Regions from separate parts of the Homo sapiens genome. Here region 2 is linked to region 1. Evidence: chromatin contacts called from ENCODE Hi-C or POLR2A ChIA-PET data. All regions are on one chromosome and are shown on one strand. Each heading gives the region's core, a stretch centred on a gene start or an enhancer-like site at or near the end of the contact. The rest is flanking DNA. Distances are from core to core; before and after follow the strand shown.

What was found. A loop is a pair of places that touch in the nucleus more often than their neighbours do. ChIA-PET counts read pairs that join two places held with the same protein, here RNA polymerase II (POLR2A). Pooled maps may share reads with other maps.
Region 2: a pooled map shows a loop between it and region 1 (5-fold over the local background). The contact joins the promoter of ATP2B2-IT1 here to the enhancer-like site in region 1. A Hi-C loop is called at or near these places in 2 of 168 maps with a recorded cell type or tissue (astrocyte of the cerebellum and endothelial cell of hepatic sinusoid) and 2 of 50 pooled maps. POLR2A ChIA-PET finds 5 or more read pairs at or near these places in 2 of 52 experiments (A549 and OCI-LY7).

Annotation. Positions count from the first base shown.
Region 1 is chr3:10,517,265-10,520,133 of GRCh38, reverse strand. It overlaps a transcript of ATP2B2 not described here. Among named protein-coding and RNA genes, the nearest start is that of ATP2B2, 13 kb to the right of the region's middle. Within about 2 kb of position 1,498, at least 3 of the 41 ENCODE cell types and tissues checked have a DNase peak (open chromatin) inside an H3K27ac peak, as active enhancers do.
Region 2 is chr3:10,568,848-10,571,716 of GRCh38, reverse strand. ATP2B2-IT1 (ATP2B2 intronic transcript 1) reads left to right here and starts at 1,342. Exons shown (of 2, transcript NR_046765.1): 1 at 1,342-1,596. It also overlaps a transcript of ATP2B2 not described here. RefSeq lists an enhancer at 1-258.

The DNA.
Region 1 (2,869 bases), core at 249-2,748:
ACCATGGCTTGGAGCTTCCTTTGAGGTTGGGAATAGAGTTTTATCTGTTAGGGCTGATTTTAGGAAGAGCAGCATGTCCCAGTGACCATGAGGGATCAGGGTGGGGACCTGAAAAACTGGGCTGCAGCCAAATGTATATGGTAAAGGGTATGAGGAGGTGAAGTCAGATGTCCCTGCACCCACCAATAGCAGTTGTATGATGTGAGAAAAACCCCTGCATTCGATCCCAGTCCTGCCACTTGCTAGGCAGGTATCCTGGTCCAGAAGTCTCCACATGCAAGGCAGGCAGCATCAGTGCTGGCACAGAGAGTGGAGTGAGTTCTGAGCCAATGTTTGTTGAATGAACAAGTGACTGCTGAGTGCCTGGCTCAGTGCCACACATACAGTAAACACCCAAACAATATTTGTTCTCTTGTCCCTCTTGGAATCTTCTTTTGGAACTATAACATTCATGGGACGAGGTGGCTTAAGTTCCTAAAACCTTTCTATCAAAACATTCATTGGAAGCTTTCCTCCTTTGAGATCAAGGGTGAGAGATGTCAGAGGTGGGGTAGGGGCAGGGGACACAGGAACTGAGTTCTCCACTCCTAGAACTCCAACGCCTCTCACGTACCATCAGATGCCAGCCTGCCCTGCCATGCTGCCATGCGTCAGCATACCTCTCTGTAAAGCTGGGCACCTTGACAGGAGTCCCAGCTGTGACTCTTCTCTCTTTCTTGCTCTGTTCCCTCATTAGCCAAGTCCTCAATAGCCCCTTGAAAGGCCCGGACATTGCACATTGCACCTTCATTATTCACTCCCGCCTCGGCCACTTTATTGCAGACGGTGAGTGATGTGCTTAGCTAATTCAGGGGACCCCAAAGGCAGGAAACAAACAGGGCAAATCCACAGTATGGCTGAGGACCACTCTGTGTGTCAAGTTCAGCACAGTGCCCGGAGTACAGATTCTGGAGTCTGGTTTGAATCCCAGCTAGGTGTTTGACCTTGGGCAAGCTGCCTAACTTTTCTGTTCCTCAGTTTCCTCCTCTACAAAATTGGCATGATGATACCAGTATGTCCCTTGTGGGGTTGTTGTAAGAATTAAATGAGTTCATAATGTGCCAAGTGTTTAGACAGGGCCTAGTGCACAGTTGGTGTTCCATGAACATTAGTTATTACTCATGATCTCAGAATGAATATCTCAGTTTATCTTCACCACAGCCCAGCCTGGCCGGAGAGTATGATGGCTCTTACTTTACAGATGAGGTCCAGGGAGGGGAAGCCACTTTCCCATGGCCACACAGAACAAAATCCCTGCCCCACACCTGTCCCCGACAGAGGGGAGACTGACAGCACCTGCCGGTGAAAGCGGGGCCCGGGGCAGGGCAGGGGTAGTGAAAGGAGCTTTCAAAGAAGGGCCAGGCCTCCCTCAGAGGCATGAGTGGAGTTGGGAGGTGGCTATAAATACGCGAGGCGAGGGGCTCTGTAACTAGGCCAGGAATGTGTGTTAGTCATTGAGGTCAGCACGGCCGCAGCGGCGCTTGGCTGGGAGAAAGCGGATCAGGAGTGGGCTCAGGTGAAGCCAGAGAGCTGAGGCCAAGGAGGGGTTTTGCTGGGGCAAGAGTGGCACTCTCAGCTTGGGGGCATGCTGGCACCCCCAGACCTTTGTCATGGGACAAGGGCAGATTCCCAGGAATGCCTCCCCTATCCCTTCTAACCTCCGAGAAATCCTTCTGTAGTCCAGATCGGATCAAGCCTCCAAGCTGCCTAAACCCACGGTCCTGGTTTCCAAAGGCAGACGCGAGTCCGCATTTTGGAGGGGGGCAAGCACATCCTCTCTAGTTTAATACCTGTGCACTTACTTTGATGTGTTAGGGGAAAAATACAACTGGCAAGGCAAATCCATGATATTGTGACTATGAATGCTTAAGATAACACTAAGTAGAGAGATACATATGTTTCTAAAAGGGAGGTGATTTCAGGACAGATGCAAAGTATATGCTAGAACTTGCAGACTGGCAAACATCATTACTGGAGTTTGAGGGTTTCTGGTCCACAGACTAAATGCAAATCTTTTTGCTGTGAGGTTTCAAGCCCTCCCCACCCCAACCCCACCCTACCTTCATTCTTGCTGTGCCTGCTACCTGGAATGCCTCACTGGCAAAGGTGAAATGTGCTCCTCCCTGCAACCTGCACAGGCTGCCCAATCCCCCGTCTGTCTACTGCCATTTCCCACACTGTGTGAGGTCATCCTATCTGCAGCCATCGCTCCCTCAACGACAGGGAAAGCAAGCTCTGTGTCTGTCTTCCTACCTGCTGTGCCCGGCACAGTGCCTAGAGCCAAGCACAGGCCCAGGACGTGACACCCAGTTCACATCCTGGAGCTGTCACTGCCTGGTGCGAGACTGTGCATGTGCAAGGCTCTGGGCTCAGTCACCTCCCCATGTATCAGATGGGGATGACAAGCTTCCTTCTCCAGTGGGGTTGCACGGATTCAGTGAGTTTACTCCACCTCAAGGCTTTCTTAGCCCGGTGCCTGGTATGTTCTGGACACTCCACAAGTAGTGGCTGAGTAGCAGTATCATCAATGCTATTGTCATTATTAAGGGCCAGTGGATATTCATTAAATGAGTCCATAGTGTTATAGGCTGAAGGGGAGAGAAAAAAGAATGGAGCATGTATGCATTTAGGCTGGAGAGAAAATTCTCAGTGGCTATTTTCCCAACCCCTCTCATTTTGAATATGGGGAAACCATGGCCCACACTGCATCCCTGGGACCAGGACCCAGAATATTTGTCCTTCAGTCTATGGTGCTCCACCACCACCTCCCTCCCCAGGCTGGGGGAAGGGGAAGGGGTGGCCGAGGCGAGATGCATCTGCCCAGTGTGAC
Region 2 (2,869 bases), core at 93-2,592, 52 kb before region 1:
AAGGGAGCACCCGACCTCCCCACCACAGTGATTGTGACTTTCTTCAACCCCTTCCAAGCCCATCCAAAGCTTTGAGCTTGGCGTTCAGTGCTACTAGGAGCTGAGCTGAGTAGCCTGGCTGAGCTTATCTGGCTTTCCTCTCCTTCTAGGCCCCCAACTCTTGCCAGACTGATGGTCCCATGCCCATGTCCATGCCTTGCTCACGTGGACTCTTTCTTATGGAAACGGCCCAGGCTTCTGCAGCCAGTTCAGCGGCCCCTCCTCCAGGCAACCTACCTCTAGGGACTCCAGGCAGCATGCTGGCTCCCCTGGCCTTGTGTGGTACAGTGGGTTCTCACAGCCCATGGGGCGTGAGGCCACGAGTCACCTACCTGGCCCTCTGGCATCCCTGCTGAAGGCTCTGTTCCTGGCACCACCAGGCAGTCCTCCTGGCCTCATACAAGGACCTTCCCCAGCTTCTGCCCATCTTGGGGGAGCTAGAGAACCCCACGGCAATGGCATTGGCCCTGTGGACACCAAGTTGGTTTGGGGAATATTCTGCCTTCTTCACTTCATGTAACCACAGCATGAAGAAACTTCCAGAACACCTTCTTCCTCCCCAAACTTCCACCTTTCCCCCACCACCAGTTCAATGTAAATTCTTAGAGCAACGGAGATGCAGAGAAATTTGTCTCTTTTCGTTTGTGGCCTGGGATATGTGAAAAGAATGAAGCAGGCCAACTCACTGACCCAGAATTTTATATTTAAACCTAGCTTTCCTTGTGTGCTTCAGTAATGGCAGTGAGAATTTATCTTCATTAAGGATTGGAGAGTAGGGGCCTCAGATGGGCAAAGTGGGCCTCTCGGGGCATGGCAGTGAGGAGGGCCTTTCAGGCCTTGGTCAGTACAGCAGGGCGTTGAGGTGCTGCGAAGTCCTGGGGAGAGTAGGTCTCATTGCAGGGGGCAGGGAGCCTTTGCCTCTCGCCAATGGAGTTTTGGGCTGGGTTCCAGCAGGGACTGACTTGTGCCAGGTCATTGCTCAACACGCCAGAGGGGTTTCCATGTAACTCTCTCCACCAAGAGGCCAGCCTTTGTGTTCAGATAACTTTGGCTGGAGAAAGTGAGGAATCCACCTTCTTAACCCTGCCTTAATTACGAGGGAAAAATCAACTGAGATATTTTGATAAATATTTCATTGTTTCAGGTGCAACAAGTAGAGCCCATGATGGCTCCAGCCCGGCCTACTGGGGAGACACTGGTTTCTTAAAATCACTAACAATGGACCAAGCTGACCTCACAGCTAAGCAGAGTGGGTGGTCGCCTTAGTGATGTGAGTCGAGGGGTGCCAGGCAGCTCCCTCTGCTGCAAATCCCTCCCACTCACCAAACTGCTGCCGCCTGCAATTCCACAATGAGCACTTTAGTCATCAAATCATAAAATGTCAGCTTGTAATTAGCCTTGGAACCTGTCTAGTTCAATTTCCCAGCTCAGAGTGCTCTTGGAAGATACCTGAACGGGCCCTTTATTTTAGAGTGAATTAGTGGCAGAGCTGGAACTCGAGTCTGACCCTGCACAGTGAAGGACGCTAGAGGCATCTGCAGCTTCTTCAATGGGAAGGTGGGTTCTGAGTCACAAGATGGGCAGCTCCCCAAACAGAGGAAGGGGTTCAGACATCAGGCATCCAAAGTAAATGACCAGTGTCCTAGGGGCAATCTGGTGGGCCGGGCTGGATTTTAAATATTCTTCCATCAAAATGGCCCCAGGCTAGGCTACCAGTTTAGCTTCCCAATTTTGTTTTCTGTCTTTCAACTCCTGGAACTTCTCTAAAGACTTCTGGCCAAATAGGTATCCCAGTCTGTGTTAGGCAAATAGAGCCAGTAGGTGGAGGCAAGCCTGGGACCAAAAAGAGCAGTCTATGCTGTGAACCTAGCTTTAGTGGGTGTTAGGGTTCAGCCTCCGGTTGTTGACCCTCAGCAAGTCCCTTCACTTCGGGACTTGCCTCACCTCCTTCACTTTCACCCCAGAGTGTTACACCTGAGCCCCTTCAAGCTCACACACTCCAAAAAGCTCTGAACGGTACACCTTAATATTCTTCCTTGAACTGACTCCCTGTCCTCACTGTCCATCTTAGCTTCATCCTAAGGATTAATATCCATGAGGTCAGGGATTACATGCTAGTTGCACATTTTTTTTCTGGTTCATAAAAATAATCTATAACTACTAAAATAAGAAAAAAAATACTGGTCAGGGTGCCATCTAGAAGCATCTGTATCACTCCTTGGGAGAGGAAAGGAGTGAAAAGAGTTGGCCCCCAATCCTATTTCTAGCACTTCCTCACCGTGGGACCGAGGGCAAGTCACTTCACCTTCCCAAGCTGCTGCTTCTGTTTCCTCACCTGCAAAATAGGGTTAATTCTTCCCACTAGGGATGTGAGTGAGGGGTGGCTCCCGTTAAAATATATCACCTGCGTAGCCAGGATAGTGTCTTGAATACAGTAGGTGCTCAATAAAGAGGAGCGATTGTTTTTATAATTGTCACATTTTTCCCTATTTCTCTTGGGTGGAGCAAGGGCTTTGGGGCCACATAAGGACTTGACGCTTGGCTCTGATACTCCCTGGAGTGTGAGCTCAGATCATTCATGTCACCCCTCCTCAGTTTCCTCATCTGGAAAAAGTGAACAGCGATACCACGTCCCAGGGTTAAGAGGAGGATCCATCGAGATGGGGAAGAGTCTGCATATAGCAGCAGCTGCAGAAGTTATATTCGGCAAGTTGTTGTTTCTAGCTGATGGCAACTCTATATTCTTTCTTTTTGTCCCTGACACTGTCGGCTGGTAGGGTTTTATTTTGCCTGTCTGTTGTTCAAACAAAAGCCAGGCAGGGAAAATGGA